3 separate regions of the Mus musculus genome follow, and all the other regions are linked to region 1. The links are chromatin loops, found by intact Hi-C in ENCODE. Cell type or tissue: gastrocnemius. All regions are shown on one strand.

Evidence for each region. Hi-C counts contacts between places; a loop is a spot of excess contacts. Peaks named below come from ENCODE experiments on the same cell type or tissue, not always from the same donor. Only the 100,000 strongest peaks of a DNase experiment are listed, where the experiment ranks them.
Region 2: it touches region 1 in a loop (13-fold over the local background); 11 of 42 quality-filtered maps call a loop at or near these places.
Region 3: it touches region 1 in a loop (4-fold over the local background); 18 of 42 quality-filtered maps call a loop at or near these places.

What each region holds. Positions count from the first base shown.
Region 1 is chr7:27,721,211-27,729,210 of GRCm38, reverse strand. No RefSeq gene overlaps it. Among named protein-coding and RNA genes, the nearest start is that of Zfp60, 6.2 kb to the left of the region's middle. In gastrocnemius, a CTCF peak has its summit at 3,409 (motif pointing right); a DNase peak (open chromatin) is centred at 3,466; H3K27ac peaks cover 317 bases.
Region 2 is chr7:27,928,972-27,936,971 of GRCm38, reverse strand. It overlaps Zfp974 (zinc finger protein 974), which reads left to right and starts at 7,514. Exons shown (of 5, transcript NM_001374027.1): 1 at 7,514-7,677. In gastrocnemius, no CTCF peak of the experiment used is centred here; a DNase peak (open chromatin) is centred at 7,564; H3K4me3 peaks cover 1,218 bases; H3K27ac peaks cover 980 bases.
Region 3 is chr7:27,651,371-27,659,370 of GRCm38, reverse strand. Ttc9b (tetratricopeptide repeat domain 9B) reads right to left here and starts at 5,447. Exons shown (of 3, transcript NM_028417.1): 1 at 5,024-5,447; 2 at 4,277-4,459; 3 at 3,164-3,460. The coding sequence starts at 5,444. The coding sequence ends at 3,345. Map3k10 (mitogen-activated protein kinase kinase kinase 10) reads left to right here. Exons shown (of 10, transcript NM_001290528.1): 7 at 197-350; 8 at 429-541; 9 at 839-1,519; 10 at 2,385-2,996. The coding sequence ends at 2,707. It overlaps Gm38973 (a long non-coding RNA gene), which reads left to right and starts at 5,139. Exons shown (of 3, transcript XR_881908.3): 1 at 5,139-6,121. In gastrocnemius, a CTCF peak has its summit at 4,604 (motif pointing right); DNase peaks (open chromatin) are centred at 4,305, 4,622, 5,144, 5,454 and 3 more places; H3K4me3 peaks cover 316 bases.

The DNA.
Region 1 (8,000 bases):
GGCAAGACCCGTGGAGGACGCATGATGTTTGGAGATGTTTGGACCCAACAGACAGTGACAGGGTCTTGCCCAGCTAGCTCTGCAATGCATTGTTGGTCTCTAGTCTTGACTGATCTTCAATTCTTTGAGAGAGGCACAACACAGACCTTCTCCTGGCACCCCTGTTGATCCTGGCTGCTCCTAGTGACTCAAAGAAACGACGATCAGCCAAGACTAAAGACCAACAATGCATTGCAGACCTGGCTGTTTCTGCTGATTCATGTTTGCTATGCCAACGCTGCTGAGCTGGACTGCTGGTGTATTCGTGGAGTGTTTGTGAGTGGATGGAGCTGCTGAGTGGCTGCTCCCGATTCCTGTAAACTGAACTACTGCTTTCCCGACAACAGAGATGGGATTTGCTCCAAAGAACAATTTATAAACAGGTCCACTTCTCCCACATTCCTAATCACCTTTCTTTTCTTTTTCAAGATTTATTATTATATCTAAGGACACTGTAGCTGTCTTCAGACACACCAGAAGAGGGTGTCAGGTCTCCTTATGGATGGTTGTGAGCCACCATGTGTTTGCTGGGATTTGAACTCAGGATCTTTGGAAGAGCAGTCAGTGCTCTTAACTGCTGAGCCATCTCTCCAGTCCCCCTAATAACCTTTCTCTTCCACTACCTGGGGTAGGTATTGGGCTAGAAGAGAGGTCAAAGAGATTAAGAGCTATATTAAAAGTAGGTCTATGAGAAAAATTTAAGCAACTGACTGTAGCCTAGCAGAGTCTTCATCAATAAGACCAGAGAGAATTCATCCAGCTACTGATGGGAATAGATGCAGAGTCCCATAGTCAAATGCTAGGTAGAACTCAGAGAGTCCTGCAGAGGAGGGGGAGGAAGAATTGGAGAAATCAAAGGGGTTAGAGACACACCAAGCAAATCCAGCTCACAGTCAACTGAGACTCATGGGAACTTGAGAGATCAGAAAAGCTATAGAGGTCTGACCTAGGTCTTCTGCATATATCTTATAGCTGAGTAGTTTCATGTTCTTGTGTGTGGTGTTTAGACTAGGGATGGTCCCCTAGACTCATATTTGAATGCTTGGCCTGTAGGGATTGACTTCTCAAGAAATGGGTATGGGAGGGGTACAAGGAAAGAGTCTGGTGCAGGTGTAGCAATTCTGGATTGGCCGGCTGTGGTTGCTGGGGAGATTTTCTGACTCTTCCCCAGCAACCAATATCACAAACACCTGGCTTCATCAGTGGGCACACAATTGGGTTCAAGGAACGATCAAAACATTGGCAGACACACAGGTTCTAGGAGCGGCCAGAGCATCGTGCATCTCTAATTTTCTAAATCAGTGAAGCTAGTTCTGCTAACAATGAAATCTATTTTGCTAATTTCAGGACTTCTGTGACCTTTTACATTCTGTCAGGATCTTTCATTTTCAATCTCAGTAACAGGTAGAACAAACCTAGAACAGCAACGGTGCCTAGTCAAATTGCACAGCATATCAACTGTGAAAGCTGTCAGAAGGCCAGGCAGTGGTGGTGCACGCCTTTAATCCCAGGGGCTTTGTGTGGGGCCCCTCACAGTTTAACTGTCAGTGTTCTGTGTCCTGTCCCTGTAGGGAGGACAGGACAACTTTTCTTCCAGTCACTCCTGACAGCATCCTGGGACAGACTCTGCAAACTCAGTCAGTTTGGACAATTGGAATGCTGGGAAAAGTTGTCAGGAGGCTTTTCTTGCAGCCCTTGTCACTGGGGGCAGAATGAACACAGTGATCACCGCTCCACAGACAGACAAAGTGAGGGGAGCAAAACCTGACACCCAGGGCTCCTCCTTCCCTGCAGCCGAGAGTCTGGGAGACCCGAGGTCCAGCCTCCTGGAACAAGTGTGAGTTCAGTGGCAGGCAGACTTGTGGTGGATCTCATGTGCAATCCCAGTGCTTGGGAGGCGAAGGCTGGAGGATCAGAGGCTCAAAGTCTTCCTCAGTTACTGTCTTAGTTATGGTCCCATTGCTGTGAAGAGACACCATGACCAAGGCAATTCTTTTTTTTTTTTTTTTTTTTTTTTTTTGGTTTTTCCACAGGGTTTCTCTGTGTAGTCCTGACTGTCCTGGAACTCACTCTGTAGACCAGGCTGGCCTCGAACTCAGAAATCCACCTGCTCTGCCTCCCAAGTGCTGGGATTAAAGGTGTATGCCACCACTGCCTGGCTCAAGGGAACATTTCATTGGGGCTGGCTTACAGTTTCAGAGGTTTAGTCTATTATCAGCATGGCCGGAAACATGGCAATGTGCAGGCAGACGTGGTGCTGGAGGAGAGTTCTACATCCACAGGTAGCAAGAGACTGTCACCCTGTCCAGACCTCACAGCCTGTCTCCACAGTGACACACTTCCTCCAACAAGGCCACACCTCCTCTGTCATCTGTAAATTAAATAATTATTCTAATAAATTTTTTTGTTGTTATTTTTAGAGATGAGATTTCTCTGTATAGCCCTGGCTGTCCCAGAACTTACTCTCTCTACCAGGCTAGCCTCAAACTCACAGATATCTGCCTGTCTCTGCCTCCGAAGTGCTGGGATTAAAGGCGTGCAAGACCACCACCCAATCTAATAAATTTCTTATGGGAGACACAACTAAAAATAAATGTTCTAAAATAAACAATAAAGGTTCTATAATGTAATAAATATAAATATAATAAATTTATATAATATTAAAACAATATTAAAATATTTTAAAATATTAAACAAATATAATATAATAAAAAATAAATGTTCTAAAAATGAGGTTTCCTAAGAGACTGGACTAGAGGGTTTCCCAACCCCACCATCTTGGAGACCGCTCATGATGGAAAAGAAGAACCACCTGCAAGGCGGAGGAGAGGCCTGGGCGCTCTGTTCCCGTGCTGCTGGTCTCTGAAAGGCGGGGGGGGGGGGGGGGGGGTCCCCTGACTAGATTTCCAAATTTAACCAGTTTGCCCTGGGAAGTTATAGAAACTTCTATTTAATAAAAGTAAATTTACTTTTTATATTTAATAAAACACACCACACCCAATGAGCGTTTTTCAATTAAACGTTTTACACTAAAAATAGATGAGTCAGCTTTCTCCTTCCTTATGGCGGTTCTCTTGCTCTGGGGTAATCAGACACAGCACTGGGCTGCTAGGGGGAGGCTTCTCTGGGCAGAGCTGAGGCCTCTGGCCAAGAGCAGCACTGTCTTCCAGGTGTGGGAATGAGACCCTCTTATGGGATCCCTTAGAACCAGTCAAGCGGTCTGATGACTGGAGATCTGGACAATGTCTTTAAAACAGAACCACCAGATAATCTGCTCATGGATACTTGACCCACTTAAAATGGATGAGATAAATTTTTACTGTTTTTTGTTTCATTTTTAAATCTAGAAATCTGCTGTTGCACATGGCCACCAGGTGGCATTAGGGTTCCAAAGATAAAAACAAAGAGAAGGGTTCAGTGCTGCTCTGCTCTCCACAAACCGGGCTCCATCAGAGATCACCGAGCAGAGAGAAAGGAGAGAGAGGCAAGAAGATGATCAAGATTTGGTTTTTGTCCATCCCCTACACCGCCCCCTCCCCACCCCACACCCCATCCCTGGAAGGGAGAAAAAAGAAGAGGGGAATTGAGGATAATCAACATTTTGTTGTTTTTCATTTTTCCTAGAACTGAAGAACTGTGAAGTCGTTCAATAGGGAAATTCAGGGGGAAAAAAATGAAGACAAATTAAAAAGCAACAAGCAAGATGGTACTGCCAGGTATGAAAGCAGCAAGATAAAGCAGCAGATAAAGATGCTTGCAGCCAAGCCCGGAGGTCTAAAGTCCATCCCTCGTACCACGTAGAGGAGGAGAAAACACAACCCACAAAATAGTTCTCTGATCTCCATACATGGGATGAGGCTCACAGAAACACACATGCACGCACGCACTCATGCACGCACGGAGACATAGGTGCCTGCTTCCAAAAGGAGTGGGGCCAGATATACCTGTAGTCTTGGCTCAGAGGAATGAAGCAAGAGAATCAGGAATTTGAGGCTAGCCTAGGCTGAATCTGTCTCTAAAAATTTCAAATAATAATAACATCAATGGTAGCAATTTATGGGCTAGCGAGATGGCTCAGTGGTTAAGAGCACTGACTGTTCTTCCAGAGGTCCTGAGTTCAATTCCCAGCAACTACGTGATGGCTCATACCATGTGTAATGGGATCTGATACACTCTTCTGGTGTGTGTCTGAAAATAGTTACAATGTACTCATAAATAAAATAAGTAAATCTGTAAAAAAAAAAAATTAGTATCAATTTAAAGCAAAACTGAAGGAAAGTGTGAAGAATCCTATTAAAAACTGGCAAAATAATCAGGCAGTGGTGGCACAGGCCTTTAATCCCAGCACTTGGGAGGCAGGGACAGGCAGATTTCTGAGTTTGAGGCCAGCCTGGTCTACAGAGTGAGTTCCAGGTTAACCAGGGCTACACAGAGAAACCCTGTCTCAAACCCTTGTCCCAAAACAGTAAGCAAGATACATGAAAATTCACATGCGCAAATATTCTGTGTAAGCACACACTTAAACATAATGCCTATTTAGCTGGGCATGGAAGTGCCTGCAAGTCCAGCATCCTAAAGCTAGGAAGACTCTGTCAGGAGAGCCAGGAGCTCAAGGCAAGTCTGAGCGACAGAGACCTGTCTCAGAAGAAAAAAAATAAAGGAAGGAAGGAAGGAAGGAAGGAAGGAAGGAAGGAAGGAAGGAAGGAAGGACAGACAGAAAGAAGAGAAGGAGGAAGGAAGGAAGGAAGGAAGGAAGGAAGGAAGGAAGGAAGGAAGGAAGGAAAGGGAGGGAGGAAGGTGGGGCTGGAGAGTGGCTCAGCATTTAAGGGCGAGCACTGCACTTACAGAGGGCCTGAGTCTGGTTCCTAGCACTCGCATTGAATGTCTCATGACTTTCTGTCACTTCACCTCCTGGACAGCCTGTGCTATATCCTGGAATCTGTAAGTGTCCACACTTACATGGAGAAACACACACACAACAAATAAACACATACACACAATTTTAAGTAGCTGGGCAGTGGTGGTGCACTCCTTTAATCCCAGCAATTGGGAGGCAAAGGCTGGAAGATCTCTGAGTTCAAGGCCAACCTGATCTACAAAGTGAGTTCCAAGACAGCCAGGGTTTCATAGAGAGACTCTTGTCTCAAACAGAAAAGAGGAGGGAGAAGGAAAGACAAGTGGTAAAGATGGCCTAGGACCTCATTTTATCTTGTCACCTGAGCAGAGCAAAAACCCCAGTGCTGGGTGGCACTACTGGCAAAGCCATTGGGGAGGGAAGGGGCTCCTCACTCCTTCCTCAGAGTTGGGGCTGGGCGAGCGAACAGGGTGGAATGTCTGGGTGTCTGGCAAATTTTATTTTTAACTTGGCCGTCTTTCTATGTGGCTGGCATCAAAATAACACGATTTGGTTTTTTTGTCAAAATCCAGGAATTCCTATTTTAAGAATGTCCTGGGGTTGCTTAAACAAAGAAAGTGCTTAATGTGACTTTTCACTTTTATCTTTGTTATAATTTATTTTGCTTATGTTCATTGATGTTTTGCCTGCGTATATGTCTGTATGAGGATGTCGGAAACGCTGTAACTGCAGGTAAGAGCAGCGGTGAGCAGCCATGAGGGTTCTGGGATTTGAACCCTGGTCTCCTGAAAGAGCAGCCAATGCTCTTAGCCATGGAGTCATCTCTCCCAACCCTTGTTTTGTTTTGTTTTGTTTTGTTTTAAGCGGAAAATGTTCTTTTTTGAGTCAGAATTTCACACACCAACACAGATTACAGTTGGGGTAGGGACTAGGCTAATTGTAACTTGTAGCAAATCTACTGCCTCATCCTGGCAGTGCTGGTAGTCACCCTAACTAGAAAAGGAATTTACTCTATGAAGTCAGTTTCTTTTTTTTTTTTTTTTTTAAGATTTCTTTATTTACATACAGTTATTATGTAAATAACTGTAGCTGTCTTCAGATGCACCAGAAGAGGGCGTCAGATCTCATTACGGATGGTTGTGAGCCACCAAGTGGTTGCTGGGATTTGAACTCAGGACCTTCAGAAGAGCAGTTAGTGCTCTTAACCACTGAGCCATCTCTCCAGCCCCCATGAAGTCAATGTCCAATAGATCAGAAGCAGGGATTTGTTGTAGGGAAGCGCTCTTCACCGTCAAGCCATCCCTCCAGCCTGCAATGCAGTTTGGAATTAAGTCATGTTTACTTCCTCCGAGCTTCTCACAGTCCACCCAGCTTTTCAAAATGGCATGATTTCTTCTTGTCTTGTGCCTGAATAAAATGTCATGATGTGTGTATTGCACATTTTCCTTATCTATTCCTCCTATGACAGGCATGCTGCTTGGCTTTCATGAATGGAGCTGTACGTGTGTGGCCCCCTCTACCCCTGCTATATACCTGGGAGTATAATAGACTATATGGTAGCTGTAATTTCATGTTTTTGTAAAGTTTTTCCATGTTCTATATGCCCTACCCAACATTCTAGAATCCCAGATATTAAGTTTTGTTGGGGTCTGGGAATCGCCACACAAATCATAGTTGCACCGCTCTCAGTCAGGCAAGAATAGTTTATTGATCGCACACCATAATACAACATCCAGGACCACAAGAAGGAAAAACTAATAGTGATACCAGTCTGTCCTCAGGGCAGGCTTTTTATAGGAAAACCCAGGTTCAAAAGTTCGAAGGCAAGCAGTGACGTGGTGCAGCATTTCTGGCTCACTAGACAAACCATCATTGGCTCGCCTTTAAGCTGATTGGTCCTGAGTGAGGTAAGGAGGGTAGTGGACGGGAATTTCAGAACATTTGAGACAACAGGGGACAAGTGATTACACCTTAACTTTTTGGCTTATTAGTAACATTCTTTAGTATCGGGTATGTATGATTACCTCTGGGAAGTAAGGTCTGAGAACCTGAACAGGTCAGTTACCCGAACAGCGTGAGGCTGGCGGCATCAGGACCCTCAGACATCCACGTGGTCTCAGGTGGCAGCCAAGACCATGAACATCCACGTAGCCTTCGGTGGTATCTTGGGCCATAGACCCCAACTGCAGCAGGACTACGAACTCAGACATGGCCCTCAGTGGCAGCCCAGGCCAGGACATTGCCATGGCCCCAGCTAGTTACACAGGGCATTCAGCTCAATTTGACCCTGGTGTCAGTACAGCCCCCAGATATTAATCAACATGGTCTCAGGTGGCAGCACAGACCACTGACATCCAGATGGTCTTTGGTGGCTCCCTGCATAGACCCCAGCTGTGATAGAGCCATGGACCCCAGCTGTGATAGAGCCATGAACCCCAGCTGTGATAGGGCCATGGACCCCAGCTGTGATAGAGCCATGGACCCCAGCTGTGATAGGGCCATGGACCCCAGCTGTGATAGGGCCATGGACCCCAGCTGTGATAGAGCCATGGACCCCAGCTGTGATAGGGCCATGGACCCCAGCTGTGATAGGGCCATGGACCCCAGCTGTGATAGAGCCATGGACCCCAGCTGTGATAGGGCCATGGACCCCAGCTGTGATAGGGCCATAGACCCAGACATAACCTTTGGTGGCAGCCTGGCTGGGACATCACCATAGCCTCAGGTGGTTCTCCAGGCTCCTTGTCAGAGACCATCCCGTGAGAAAGCGAGCCCTTCACAATCTCCCTAACAGGCCAAATGGCCTCGTGCTAGGAGCTGGTTATCACTCCCTCCTCCCTATTCCCTTCCTGGCACCTGAGGCTGTAAAAGCTGAATTATAGTCCCCTCTTCCCTATTTCTTTCTGAACTCCCATGCCATCCAAGGACATGAGTTACGCCTGAGCCTGGCCCGACACACAAGGCTGTCAAGGAGGCTCTATGTTCCGGAGATAAGATGCAGAGTGCCCGTTGCCTGGTGCCTGACTTCGGCCCCCATGTCAGCAGATGCCTGCTTCTTTGTTCTTTGTAAAATTCCCCCTCGACCCCTCCCCTATTCCCCGAGATG
Region 2 (8,000 bases), 210 kb before region 1:
CTAGAGAGATTGTTACTCAATGTCACAATTGTTGTAAATTTTTACCTGTCCCTCATGTGGGGATAAACCCTCGTGGCGTCAGGCCATTACAGGTCTGGCAAATGGATGTCACGCATTTTTCCTCCTTTGGGAGAAATCAATATTTACATGTTTCTATTGACACCTGCTCTGGTGTAATGTTTGCCACACCTTTAACAGGTGAAAAAGCCTCTCATGTTATACAACATTGTCTCGAGACATGGAGTGCTTGGGGAAAACCCAAACTCCTTAAGACAGACAATAGACCAGCTTACACCTCTCAAAAATTTCAACAGTTCTGTCGCCAGATGGAAGTAACTCATCTGACTGGTCTTCCGTATAATCCTCAAGGGCAGGGCATTGTAAAACGTGCCCATCGCACCCTCAAGTCCTACCTTATTAAACAAAAGGGGGGAATCCAGGAAGTTCTACCCACAGTGCCAAGAGTAGCTGTTTCTATGGCACTCTTCACTCTTAATTTTTTAAACCTTGATGCTCAAGGCCATACTGCGGCTGAACGTCACTGTTCAGAGCCTGACAGGCCAAAAGAGATGGTAAAATGGAAAGATGTTTTGACTGGTCTCTGGAAAGGCCCGGATCCTATATTAATAAGATCCAGGGGAGCTGTTTGTGTTTTCCCACAGGAAGAAGACAACCCATTCTGGCTGCCGGAACGACTGACACGGAGAATTCCGACACCTGAAGATGACTCCCAGATGGATCCCTTGGAAACTACCTCTAGTCCTCGTGCTACCTCTGTGGATTTGGGTTCCTAGTATATTTGGAGAGTATAGATGGGCAATTCTGTCTGCTTTCCCTAAGCCCATGCCTGTTCGTCATAATACAGTTGTTTTTCCCAAGTTTTTTACGACCAATAAAACTTTAGGCCTGCCATACCTACCATTTGACCCTATCTGGGCACCATTGGGAGAAAAACGCTCTTTAAGGGAACGAGGTTCTCTCTGTTTCCAAATTTATGAACTAGGAAATTGTATCAGACTCACCAGCCGAGCTTTGGGAATGTTTTTTAAGTATCGAGGAGGCGTGGTGAAAATAACCCAAGACACTTCCAACAGAGATATAACCCTTACAAATCGGACCTTCTGGCATGAGGCAACTTGGGTTAATGGTACATTTCTACCACCTAACTTTTCAGATAAAGAACGTCCCAATCAACCAAAAATGGCTCCTCATTGTAGCTTGGAAGATGAAGGGCTGATCCTGCCTTGGTCTGATTGTCAATCCTCTGTCACTCGTTGGGCAGATCAGAGTAAAACTTTTTCCTTTTCTCCCAACATGATAGATGACCCAGAGCAGAAATACGTTATGAAAAAGGGACTTTTCATACAGGACTTTAGAATGCATCCTTTTCATAAATGGGTACTTTGTGGGATTAATGGTAGCTGTACAGATCTTAATCCCTTGGTTTTCCTCCAAGGAGGAGCTGCTGAAAAAGCGATTTTTAATGGTATTTCAAAATTTGCTCAGTTTCATCAAGTTCTGTTACCTGATAGAACCATTTATCAAAATTCTACTACTGAAATCACTGGATTTAATAAGACACTGATAAAGCAGACTAATTATTTACCTACTCCAGTTTGTGTGTACACCCCTTTCTTGTTTATTCTTTCCAATGGTTCCTTTGAATCCTGTACTAATGAAACCTGCTGGATGTCACAATGCTGGAGCCTTAAGTGGGCCAGCCGTGCAATGCTTGCCAAGATTCCACGATGGGTTCCTGTCCCCGTGGAGATCCCTTCCACCATAACCTTACACAGACAAAAGCGAGACTTTGGTATCACTGCAGCCGTTGTGGTGGCAATGGCTGCCAGTGCGGCGGCAGCTACAGCTGCTGGAATTGCTATGGCAACATCAGTCCAGTCAAGTACAACTGTCGAGCAGTTGTCCTCCTCTGTGGCAGAAGCCATCGATCAACATTCAGTGCTCAGTGCCCAATTAAAAGGTGGGCTAATGATAGTGAACCAGCGCATTGACCTGGTGGAGGAAAGACTGGAAATTCTGCTCCAATTGGCTCAGCTTGGCTGTGATAAGAAATCAGTAGCCTTATGTATTACTAGTGTCCAATATGAAAATTGGACACATGCAGCTAATCTATCTAAAGAATTGTCTTTGTTTCTTACAGGAAACTGGTCTGAAGGATTTGACGAAAAGCTTGAGGCGCTACGTACAACAGTGATGACGATTAATTCTACGCGCGTGGACCCATCATTGATCGATGGAATCAAAGGACTTTCTTCCTGGATGTCCTCTGTATTCTCACATTTTAAACAGTGGGTGGGAGTGGGCCTGTTTGGTGCAACCCTGTGTTGTGGACTAGTGTTTCTTCTATGGCTGGTATGCAAACTCAGATCTCAACAGAAACGTGACAAGGTGGTAATTGCTCAAGCACTTGCTGCCATAGAGCAAGGCACCTCCCCTGAAATTTGGCTATCTATTCTCAAGAATTAGTTGGCATTTGAGTTCTCTGTCCTTGCATCCCACAAAATTGTGGATACATTGCATTGAGATGAGAGAAACTCAACGATCATTGATCAGTCCGTGCACATTGCTGAGGTTTCCTCATTGCATGTGATAAGGTGATCATGATTTCTCCACTAATTCATTTTTGGCTGGCCTCTTTTGTAGAGTTCACCCTAGGCCATTTAGCAGTTATAGTCACACAACACTGTGGTATCCAAAGACGGGCAACTTTCCTCATACACAGACCAACCTAAGACAATGGGGCCCGGTGGTGATAGGGTTACCCGATAACGGGTAAGGCTGTGACATTGGAGGAACGACCTAAAACAGGGGCCACAGCAGATGGACGTAACTACATAGGCCTAGACCAGCCTCATTTTAATAAATTATAGAGGGGGAGATGTAAAGGGCTGCAATCTACGTGCCGCCACTAGATGGTGCTAAACCTCATTGTGCGCAGCTGCGAGAGCACAGCCAGCCAAAGTCACCAGTCCATCTCCGAGGCTTTTGCCCAACCCCTGGGGGCTTTAACCTATCCCCAGGGTGCATGAGGATCATGGGTGTTGCTACCAGTCCTAGTTTAGACACGTCACCAAAAGTATTTAAGCCACACACTTTCTGAGCTTTCTTTGTCTACCTCAATATGATATAGAAGTAAAAGTTAACCGTGGAAGAATCTGGTGTGTCCTGTGTTTATTTCCCGCGGGACGGGGATAAGCTCGGGATAGGGAGGAATCAAGGAGATACAGCAGGGGAGTTGCTAAGAAGAGACTCTGCCCTGGTTGAAGAACTTCCTGAATCATCAGAGCCAAGCCCTTCTGGGGCTTCCCCAGAGCATTCTGAGATGCCCTGTGGTCAGGACACTGCAGATGCTTATCTCAGAGTGTTTACCCGTTTCCTTCTCAGACAATTTCTCTGTCTGTCTGTCTGTCTGTCTGTCTGTGTATCTGTATCCCTCTTTCCATCCCTCCTTCCTCCTTCCTTCTCCCCCTCCCACCTCCCTCCCCTTTTTCCTTTCTTTCTTCCTTTCTGGTAAGACTCTGAAAATGCAGGCAGTTTTCTGATGTATTCTGTAGCCAAGGATGCCTTTGAACTACTGATCCAATTGGATTGCCCTCCCCAGCACTGGGATTGCACACATGTTCCACCACAAGTCTGCCTGCCACTCAACTCACACTTGTTCTAGGAGGCCAGACCTCGGGTCTCCCAGACTCATGACTGAGGGAAGGAGGAGCTCTGGGTGACAGGTTTTGCTCCCCTCACTTTGTCTGTCTGTGGAGCGGTGATCACTGTGTTCATTCTGCCCTCAGTGACAAGGGCTACAGACACAACAAGACTGATGATGCACACATGAACTCTCAGAGTCCATGCAGCACACAGAGCATGCACAGGTTTACACCAGACAGATTCTCAACAGTGATGGGGTGTGTGTGTGGGGGGGAGGGGAGTAGACATGGGCTCTGACCTCTGACAAGTGAACTCTCTGTTGTTAATATGCACTGACAATGGAAAAATTGTATTTCTCCACTATTGTCTTGCTGGGTATATCAACCACACCTCAGGGCAGACTCCATGCCAGGAGTAACTAGCCAACACAATGATCTCAATTGTATTCTTGTGACATTTTCATTTTAGTTTGCATTGTTTGGAATCGTTTCTTTCTTATTGATCTTTTGCTTTTGCACATCTGTGAGCACACTGACTCCCACTCATACATGCAAAAGTGCACACCACACACACACACACGAACAATGAAAAGAGAAGAGGGTGAGCGTCACTCATTCAGTAAATGTAGTCCCAGGCGATCCAGGACTCCTTGGGATTTAAAGGTCGTTCAGCATTGAGGGGGGGGGAAGGCAGCGGCCCAGGCTCGCTAATTACAATAGGCATACTTCATATTCAGTAGATTCAGGTCTGACATATTTAAAATATAAATATTCAGCCAATTATGGTGGCACACACATGTAATCCCAGCACTCAGGAGGCGGAGGCAACAGATCTCTGAGTTCGAGGCCAGCCTGGTCTGCAGAGGAACACAAAGGACAGCCAAGGCCACACAGAGAAATCTTATGTAGAAAAGACTATAACCAAAATCAAACAAAAACAAAATGAACAGCGGCAACCAAAACTCCCCACAAGAACATGACGGAAGTATGGAAATCAATGTTCATTGTGGAGAGGGGTGGCTCACTCACGGATAGATCTAGAAGAGGGTGGAGGAAGGAAGGGGGAAGGGGATGAAGGGATTTCTCAACACATGCCTACAGTCACCTTCAGAAGCAGGAGAGAAAACTTGGAAAGAAACACAGATGCATCTTTGTGTGAGGAGGAGGGGGAAGCTATGCACACACAGAGCAGGAGACAGAGGTGAGGAGGAGGGGAAGCTATGCACACACAGAGCAGGAGACAGAGGTGAGGAGGAGGGGGAAGCTTTGCACACACAGAGCAGGAGACAGAGGTGAGGAGGAGGAGGAGGGGGAAGCTATGCACACACAGAGCAGGAGACAGAGGTGAGGAGGAGGGGGAAGCTATGAACACACAGAGCAGGAGACAGAGGTGAGGAGGAGGGGGAAGCTTTGCACACACAGAGCAGGAGACAGAGGTGAGGAGGAGGGGGAAGCTTTGCACACACAGAGCAGGAGACAGAGGTGAGGAGGAGGGGGAAGCTTTGCACACACAGAGCAGGAGACAGAGGTGAGGAGGAGGGGGAAGCTATGCACACACAGAGCAGGAGACAGAGGTGAGGAGGAGGGGAAGCTATGCACACACAGAGCAGGAGACAGAGGTGAGAGGAGGAGGGGGAAGCTATGCACACACAGAGCAGGAGACAGAGGTGAGGAGGAGGAGGGGAAGCTATGCACACACAGAGCAGGAGACAGAGGTGTGAGGAGGAGGGGAAGCTATGCACACACAGAGCAGGAGACAGAGGTGAGGAGGAGGGGGAAGCTTTGCACACACAGAGCAGGAGACAGAGGTGAGGAGGAGGGGGAAGCTATGCACACACAGAGCAGGAGACAGAGGTGAGGAGGAGGGGAAGCTATGCACACACAGAGCAGGAGACAGAGGTGAGAGGAGGAGGGGGAAGCTATGCACACACAGAGCAGGAGACAGAGGTGAGGAGGAGGAGGGGAAGCTATGCACACACAGAGCAGGAGACAGAGGTGTGAGGAGGAGGGAAAGCTATGCACACACAGAGCAGGAGACAGAGGCAGAAAGAGCTGAGACTGGGGATGTGGCCTGCAGAACCCCAGGAGGAATTCAAGTGACTGCAGCTAAGGAAACGCTTGTGGTGGACATTAATCTCTAGTTACGTATTCAGCACCACACAGCTCCTGTGGAGAAAATGGAGGGCAATTATCTGATTTTACTTCCATGAAGGATAAGGGGTAGCACTAAGAAAAGAACTGTGATGGAGCAGACTGACCAGAATCACACTGTGGAGAGAAAGGAGGACGGAACACATTGGCATGACAGAAGGCTAAGCATCTTTATAAATGATCCAAAAGCCAGTGGAATAACAAAACAGGAAGCTTTGCAGAAACAGTCACCTAGATATAGCTGGGGACTCCTGGTCTAGTATTAGCCTATGGGATATCTTAAAAATAGATACAGTCTTTAAGTTTCAAAAGTGCAGTAGAAACAAGTGCTGTCACCGGAGTTTTTTGTCTTAGCCATTCTGATTGTTGTAAGGTAGAATCTCAGGTCATTTTGATTTGCATTTCCCTGATCACTAAGGACTTTGAACATTTCTTTAAGTGCTTCTCCATCATTTGGGATTCCTCTGTTGTGAATTCTCTGTTTAGCTCTATACCTTATTTTGTGGTTGGGTTGTTTGGATTTTTGAAGCTTAGCTTCTTGAGTTCTTTATATATTTTGGATATTAACCCTCTATAGGATGTGGGGTTAGTGAAGTTTTGTCCCACTCTATAGGTTGCTGATTTGTCCTGACTACGTCCTTTGCCTTACAGAAGCTTTCCAGTTTTATGAGGTCCCATTTATCAATTCTGGATCTTAGAGCCTGAGCTCTAAGACATTGTTGGTGGGATTGCCAACTGATACAACTACTCTGGAAATCAATCTCGAGGATCCTCAGAAGTTTGGAAATAGATCAACCACAAAGACCCAGCTATACCACTCTTGGAATATACCCAAAAGATGCCCCACCATACCACAAATCCACTGTGTTCATAGAGGTCTTATCTGTGAAAGCCAGAAGCTGGAAACAACCCAGATGTCCCCCAATGGAAAAATGGATACAGAAAATGTGGGTCATTTACATAATGGGATAGTATTTAGCTATTAAGAATGAGGACATCATGAGTTTTGCAGGCAAATGGGTGCAACTAGAAAATATCCTGAGTGAGGTAACTCAGACACAAAAAGAGTAAAAGGCATGTGCCACCATAATCTGAGTGTATTTTAGTTCTTAGACAGGGTTTCACTGGGTAGTCCTCGGTGGTCTCTTCTCACAGACATGCAGCTGGCTGTACCTCCCCATCGCTGGGATAAAAGCCATTGCTACCACGCCCAGCCATGTTTACTATCACTTGATGTCTTGGCCTCTTTATTATCACTGGCAATGTTCTTTGCCCCCAAATCTGCCTCCATTTTATAATCGACTTGAGTTTTCTTTTGATTATGTAAAGATGGTCACTTTGAATCTGCTAGAGTATTTATCTTTAACATATTTTCTGAAGTTAACAGATAGCTGGGTCTGACCTCTTTTCAAATCTAATGTGACAAACCTGTACTTTAGCTTTTAGACCGATTACAGTACTTTCAATGCGACTAGTTTTATTATGAGGATCGTCTAGCCTGTCTAACAGACACAGTACGGTTGTTGCATAGCATGTGGTCCTCAGTCACATTTTCTATCTAGAGCATCCCTGCCTTTTTAAGGGCGAGAAAATCAGTTCCCCGCAGAACCGGAAGTAACTTTTACTCAAAGGAGGGCGCCTCCCCTTTAAGCGCGCACCCCCGTGGGAACTCCCACAAACCACTGGGCTCCGCTCGCAGATCTGGCATCCCCGCCCCCAAGAGCCGGGCTTCACGGGGGCTTTGCTGGTGATAACTGCATTTTTTAGGGTCACCACGCCGAAACTAGCGCATAGGCTTTTGGTGTTCTGGTGCCGCTAATGCGGAAGGTCCGATCTTTGTGGTCGGCGGAAGAAATTTCAGGTTGGCTTCGGTCTCCATGGAGTAAGGCCTGAGGCAGCCGGCTGGGAGTGGGCGTGTGCGGACGGTCGTATAGGGTCGCTGTTTGTTGATGTGATAGTGTGTGTGTGTGTGTGTGTCCACACCTTGATCTCTCTGCATTATCTGGGGCTCTGTGCGCGTCGCTTTCTGCTCCAACTTTCCCTCGCGACCACAGGAACCAAAGCAGAGGACTAAGTTTCAGTAAGGAGAGGTCAGGCTAGGTACAGACTTGAGCTTGGGAGGAGCATTTGGGGCTGAAAGTGCCACCGAGGGTGACCTAGGAGGGTGGTTACTTGTTGAATTCC
Region 3 (8,000 bases), 70 kb after region 1:
AGGGAGTGAGGATACAGGCTCGGGACCTGAATGGGCAAAGCTTAAGGAGCTGGCTGCTTTGCTGCCTTAGGCCCTCCCCTGATAGCAGTGCTGTGTTAGGGAAGGACTCACAGCAGGAGTGGCTGTCAGAACAGTTCCTTGGGCTGGCAGGGGCCTCTCTGTGACTCTGACTCGCTTATCACTTTTCTCCATGCAGTGACTCCCATGGACTGTGGTGGCAGCAGTGGTAGTGGAACATGGAGCCGCAGTGGGCCACCAAAGAAGGAAGAACTGGTTGGGGGCAAGAAGAAAGGCAGGACATGGGGCCCCAGTTCCACTTTGCAGAAGGAGCGAGCTGGAGGAGAGGAGAGGTATGAGTGTATAGCTGCCAGCCACCCCATACCTGCCTAACCCTTGCCCTGACCCTATCTCCCTGTGTGCCCCTGCAGGCTCAAGGCCCTGGGGGAAGGAAGCAAGCAGTGGTCCTCGAGCGCCCCCAACCTGGGCAAATCCCCTAAGCACACCCCCATGGCCCCAGGCTTCGCCAGCCTCAACGAGATGGGTAAGAGAGTATGAGTGCTCTGGGGAGTGGTGGGGACAGGAGAAATCCTGCCTGAGGGGACATCCCCCAGACCTAGGTGAGACATGCCCAGAAGAAGAGATAGCAGCAATGGGCCTGGGGACCCGCCCTCATTTTCAGAAGCAAGGCTTTAAAGAGAGAGATTTGAGGACGACAGTGGCACCTGGAGAGGGGGTTTTGCTGTTATTTGGAGGTCACTGGAAGAAGTCCTTGCCACCAATTCTAGGGGAAGGTGAGGAAAGGCAGGGTCGGCTGAGTGACAGACCTCTCCCATTGCAGAAGAATTTGCGGAGGCAGATGAAGGCAACAACGTGCCCCCTTCTCCCTACTCCACCCCGTCCTACCTCAAGGTGCCTCTGCCCGCCGAGCCTTCTCCTTGTGTTCAGGCGCCTTGGGAGCCGCCGGCTGTCACCCCTTCCCGGCCAGGACACGGAGCTCGTAGGCGCTGCGACCTGGCGCTGCTAAGCTGTGCCACGCTGCTGAGTGCGGTGGGCCTGGGCGCCGACGTGGCCGAGGCACGGGCCGGGGACGGTGAGGAGCAGCGGCGCTGGCTGGACAGTCTCTTCTTCCCGCGCCCCGGCCGCTTCCCTCGCGGTCTCAGCCCAACCGGGCGCCCCGGAGGTCGCCGCGAAGACACAGCCCCAGGCTTGGGTCTGGCACCCTCGGCCACCCTGGTGTCATTATCCTCTGTATCGGATTGTAACTCTACGCGCTCATTGCTGCGCTCTGACAGTGACGAGGCTGCCCCTGCCGCCCCCTCCCCGCCGCCTTCTCCGCTCGCGCCCTCACCCAGCACCAATCCTCTCGTGGACGTGGAGTTGGAGAGCTTCAAGAAGGACCCCCGGCAGTCACTTACGCCCACCCACGTCACTGCCGCCCACGCTGTGAGCCGTGGACACAGGCGGACGCCATCAGATGGGGCTTTGAGACAACGGGAGCCTCTGGAGCTCACCAACCACGGTGAGTGGGGCCTGTCCAAGCAATCTTTCACAGACTACTGACCCGTGTTTCCTTCTGAGCCACCCCAGCCGTCATTGCCGGGCCCCTTGTGGGTCTTGGGGATGCCTGAGATAGGATAAATTGGGCAATGTCAATATAATGTCTGCGAGGACAGGGTAGGTGACATGATGGCAAGTGGAAGCATTGGTAGCCATCAGCACTGTCCTCTCTGCTTATTAGCCAGCAGTATGGTCAGGAGGGCGTGGTCGGGAATTACTTGTGCCCTTCAGGCCCTGGGTTCTGGGTTACAGCCACTGTAGTCAGGTTTGAATCTCTCAGCCCCAGCCATGCGCTGTTTCGATCACTCCAGAGATGCAGGCTAGGAGTAGCAGCACACACTGTGAACCCAGTACTCGGGGTCAGGAGTTTATGGTCAGCCTGGGCCACACTCAGAGTTTGAGACCAGCCTGGGCTACATGAGACTCTGTCCCTAAGATGGAAAGATGAACTGGGGTACAGCTCCTTTGGTAGAAGAATTGTCTAACATGTTGAGTGTGATCCCCAACACCACATAAAACTGGATGTTTTCACAATCCTACAACCCCATATTCTGGAGTTCAAGGTCATCTTCGGTTACACAGAGTTCCAGACCAGCCTGTCACAGAAAATGTAAAAAGGTCATCTTCCAGAACAAGCCATTGGAAACTGTGAGAACTTGTTCAAGACCCAAGTGCGGGGCTGCTCATGGCTGTGGCCTTCCTAGAAAGCAGGTGCAGCAAGTTCTGAGAGTCTCTCAGAAGCCAGTAGCCACTTTCCAAGGATGGGGTTGGCATAGAAACGGCGCCCTTTACCCCACCCCTCACCGCATGTGATCCTCTTTCCCTAGGTCCTCGAGACCCCCTGGACTTCCCTCGACTGCCCGACCCCCAGGCCCTGTTCCCTACCCGACGCCGGCCCCTGGAGTTCCCTGGCCGCCCCACCACCCTCACTTTTGCCCCAAGACCCCGGCCTGCTGCCAGCCGCCCCCGTCTGGATCCCTGGAAACTGGTCTCCTTTGGCCGGACACTCAGCATCTCGCCTCCAAGCAGGCCAGACACTCCAGAGAGCCCTGGGCCCCCCAGCGTGCAACCCACGTTGCTGGACATGGACATGGAGGGCCAGAGCCAGGACAATACAGTGCCCCTATGTGGGGTCTATGGCTCTCACTGAGACCTGCCCACCACCACCCGCCTGGGCAGCCATGAATGTAGCGCCCCAGGCCTGCCACAGCCCACCATTTGCCAAGGTGGGGGAGGCCCTGGGCAGGATACTCACTCTATTTATTGGGGAAGGGGGGAGGGGAGGACACTTAATTTATTCCTTTGTACCCCAGGTTGTGGAGCTCTGAGCCCAATCTGCTGTGGGGAGAGGGTGGGTGGGCAGGGATACTCAGGGACAGAATATTGTGGGGGATCTGGCACAAGGCGCAGCATTAAAGGTAAGCCCTGCCCCCTACCAAGCTTGGCTGTGTGTGCGTCCCCTGCCTGGGCCCTGATGCTGATTTACTCCACAGTGGGACACCCTTAAACCCTACATTTCCTCCCTGGGCCTCTGGGTGTCTGCAGAAGTGACAGCTAGGTATAGACCTGTCCTTCATCCCCACAATAAGACCACACAAAGGAGGCGCCAGTGGCAGCGGCTTTACCAGTAAACGCATGAGTCGGGGGAAGGTGCCCGGTGAGGTTGGTGGGACTAAGGTAGAGGCTGCCCCTTGGCCTCAGCCCACGACAGACATTCCGAGCTGGGCAGGTCAGGGGAAGGTGCCCAGTAGGGTTGGAGGGACTAAGGTAGAGGCTGCCCCTTGGCCTCAGCCCACGACATTCCGAGCTGGGCCTCCAGTGCCACCATCACTGTCTTCCCTCTGGAGGCTGCAACGGTTCATCTTCAGCTGAGTCAGCTGGATGTAGCGGAGAACATTGGTGTCTGCAGGGGAGGGACGGGAACATTATCTGGGTGTCCTGAGACAGCAGCCGATAGTTATGTCCTCAGGACAGTCAGCACCTCACTCCCGGCACCTCAGCTGTACCAGCCACCCAGAGAGATTTCACACCTCCTACCTCACACGTGTGGCAGCGGCAGCAGCCGCGCTCTGTCGCTCTGTCGGCAGAGGCTCCTCTCCCACCTCCACTCATCCCCAAGTGACAACTGTTCTCAGCAAACCACTTCACGGGAAAGCTAATCTTGCCTCCTTGCTCCCACAGCCCTACATCTAGCTCCTGCTGTGTCCCCTCCCCATGGGGTTGTGTCATGTCTACACACACATGGACACATGAGTACCCTGACTGCTCTTCCCGAGGGCAGAGAACAAGCATTACAAGCAGATGAGTGGAGGGCCATAGGTGACAGAGGAGCTGAGTGTGACCAGGAGGGAGTGAAGGAATATGGGTGTGGGGGGAGAAATATTCAAGGCCATCGTCGGTGAGTGGATAGGGACACGGATGGGCTAAAGCATTGGGGATGTAGCCTAGTTGGTAGAGTGCTTGCCTTGCATGCATGAGGCCCTAGGTTCAATTCCCAATGAAGAGAGTTGGTTGGGGAAATGCCAGAGGAACAAGGTGAGTATACCTTTGGGGACGGTGGATGGGTGCTGGATGAGTGTATGAGGAATCTTAGGTAGCTAGAGAGAGCTTGTCTGGAGCTGGTAACAGCACTTCCCTGGGGTGGCTTGGCTCTGCCCTGGTCCTCCCGCCTAGGTTTCCTCTGTTCTAACCCCCTGCCCAGCCCAGCCCTGCCACTCACCTGTGGGCTCTCGGCTGCGGGCCTCCTGTAGGTAGCGCAGCGCACGTGCATAATCACCCAAGTGGTAGAAGGCAATGCCGGCACGATAGGTGGCCTTGAAGTTGCCCTGCTGTTTCTCCAGCACCTTGAGACAGTACTCACGCACCCGCTCATAGTTCACCAGCTCCGACTGCAGGAGGCAAGCTGTGGGATGCAGAGACCCTGTAGTCTCAGACACAGCCTGCATCCCCTAGGATTCACATGACCTCAAATAACCTGACCTCTTCCCCTGGGCATATGGGATTGCTCTGGCCACCAGGAGACACTAATCAGCTAACCTGTTAGTATAAGAGCTATCTGCGCCGCCGCTAGAGGGCGCAGGACAGACAAGTCTGAAGCAATTAGCTGGAGGTTTTCCCAAGTAATTATAGAGGGAGGGTCCAAGAACGAAATAGCCGGTGCAGGGTAAGCCTTTCTAACCTTGGCTCATGCGTGGCAGACCGGGGGAAAGAATGAGTCAGGGAAGTGGGGCTTAGAAGACCAAGTCCAGAGCCCGTTTCATTATTCAAGCCCCTGCTTACTCCATCCAAGAAGCCCTATTCATCTACTCCCAACTCTCTTCCTCAGCAAGTTTTGTAGTCTTCCCCGCCAGACCACAGCCCTGACTCCTTCAGCTTCCAGCCACCACAGGCTCTATAGCCTCCTGATTACCCCCTCACTACCCACCCGTTTCACCCGAGTCCTCTGCGCCCCCCGACGGCCCCGTACCAGTGAGGGAGTCGTAACATTCAACCTCTGTGTTCTCCACCAGGCGCCGCTGCTCCTCGCTGAGGCGGGCGGGCCCCGGGCTGGTGGTGGGTCCCGGGGAGGGGGTGGGCAGACCGCCAGGGCGGGCCCCTTGAGCCGCCTTCAGCTGCAGCAGTGCCCGGTGGTACTTGCCAATGGCTTCTCGGAACTTCTTCTCTCGGTAGCAACGCTGACCCTCCGCCTTGAACGCCACGGCAGCCCGCAGGCTGCTGTCGAGCGCCGCAGCCAGGCCCCCAGACGGCTCTGGGGCAGGACCCGACCGAGCAGAGCCATGGCGAGGCGCTGAGCCGGGGCCCGGCGGGGAAAGGGCGGGAGGCGGGCGCGGTGGAGGCTCCGGGGCAGCGCTGAGCATCAGCACCGGGGACAGCGCGCCGCGCTGCATTGTGGGAAACTCCTGCGGCCGCCGCTGCAGCTACCGCATCGCCCCCCGCGGGGCCGGTCCCCACCCTTTCTCCGCCCCCACATCTCTGGCTGCCGTCTCCGGCTGCCCCCTATGGGTCTAGAAAAACCCCTCCAAACTCCCCCTCGCTCACCCTCAAACCAGCCTGGGTCTAGTTGTTCTGGCGCCTCTCCCTTGTCCCCACAGTCCTTACCCTCCCACCCGACTGCATGTTCTCCCGGAGATTTCTAGAAGAAAAAGGCTGAGCGGGCAGACATCAGTTTTGTGGAAAGCTGGTTTTCAGCCCACTAGTCATTTGGCATGTTGGATAAGAATACAGGATTGGGAGTCAAGCTGCCCGGCTTCAGACACTGGTTTCTCATTACTCTATGATTTGGACAATCCCCTCAAATTACCTATTGTACTATAGTGCGGGACAATAGTACATACGTTGGAATCGATTCTTTATGTAATAAACAAATAGCCATTGCTCAATTTCTGTTCAGGGGGAGGGGGTTGATGGGCCAATGTAAAAACAAACAACAACAACAGAAGTCAAGTGGGGTAGCACCTGCCTGTAGTCACACTCGGACATCTGAGGCAGGAGAGTGGAAAGAAGTTTGAAGCTAATCTGGTGCTAACGAGGAAATTCCAGATCAGCCATGAACTACAAAGAAAAGGTAGGTGTGGGAGATTAAGGAGAAGGGAGGGAAAAGGAGAGAGAAAGAATTATTTAGATAGAGCCACATCTCCTAGGTTCACAGCCTAGTGGAGAGACAGACCTGTAACAGCCCAAAGTGGCTGATCCTGGGAAGCGCAGGAGGAGAGCCATGGCTAGCATGGAGAAGTCAGAGGAGGCATTTGCTCTAGGTTGAAGTGTGACTGGGGACTTCCTGGAGGAAAGGCAACTCTGCAACCTAGCCATTCTGTCCCTTGCCTTCCATTTCCAGAAAAGCCAGTGGGGAGGTGACAAGGGTCCCCACTGACAGCCCAGGACCACCAGTACAATAAGGACAACCAAGAAAATGCGGCTGCGGCTGCGCTGTGGTGGCACTCCCCTGCAATCCCTGCACTTAGGAGGCAGAAGCAGCAGAACTCTATGGTTTCCGGGCCAGCCAGAGCTACACCTGACTCAAAAAAGAGGGGGAAAAGGAAAGAAATTCGTTCATTATGGGCCAGCAACATAGCAGTAGCCACCACGTGAGTTCCATCTGTGGAACCAGCCTCTCAAAGTGGTTATCTGACCCCTTCCTACATATACCTGCACACACACACACAAACTCACGCACATACACACACACGCGCGCGCACACGCGCACACACACATACACACACGCACGCACACACACATGCACACACACGCGCACACACACATGCACACTCACATGCACACTCACATGCACACACATGCACACGCACGCACACATGCACACACACATGCACACACACACACACACACACAAGCATGCACATGCACACAAACAAAGAGTGTAAATTTTAAATCCTCTTAGAATTTCTTTTCAAGATACTCATATGCAGGCAAAAAAGAAACAAACAAAACCACAACAACAAAAGGGTGGGGGGAGCTGGAGAGATGGCTCAGTGGTTAAGAGCACTGACTGCTCTTCCAGAGGTCCTGAGTTCAATTCCCAGCAACATGGTGGCTCACAACCATCTGCAATGGGGATCCGATGCCCCCTTTGGGTGTGTCTGAAGACAGCTACAGTGTACTCACATACATGAAATAAATAAATCTTTAAAAAAAAACCAAACCGGCCGGGCGTGGTGGCACACGCCTTTGATCCCAGCACTCGGGAGGCAGAGGCAGGCGGATTTCTGAGTTCGAGGCCAGCCTGGTCTACAAAGTGAGTTCCAGGACAGCCAGGGCTATACAGAGAAACCCTGTCTCGAAAAACCAAAAAAAAAAAAAAAAACAAACCCCAAACCCCAACCTCACCTTGCACTTCAGATCTCCGTCTCTCCTTTTCCAATGCTGGCATTAGGTACATATGCCCATGCTTGGAGTTTATGCAGCACTAGAGATCTGATTCAAGGCTTTGTGTACCAACTACATTCCAGCCCTCAAATAGGAGAGACTTCCCCAGGCTGATGACCTGCACAGGCCTGCATGTGTGTGTGTTGGGTTTCTACCATCAATTAAAAGGATCAAGTTAAGGGTTGAAGAAAGGGCTCAGGGTTAGCTCCTGCTGAGTTTCCAAAGCAACTGAGTCCAGTTCCTAGAACCCCCGTGGTGACTGACAACCTCGTGTAACTTCAGTCCTAGGGAATCCAATGCTCTCTTCTGGCCTCAGAGAGGACCTGCATTTACATAATGCACACAAACTCACTCAGACACACAAGAATAAATAAATCTTTTATAACATTGAATTATCCGAGAGTGTGACGCACACTTGTAACCCCAGAACCCAAGGAGCGAAGACAGGAAAACGGAATTTGAGGCCAGCCGGGGCTACTTAGCAAGACCCTATATTATGTATATATGATGTATGCTTACATACAAATGTATTAGTGTTTATGGAATCATAGATCTTCAATCAG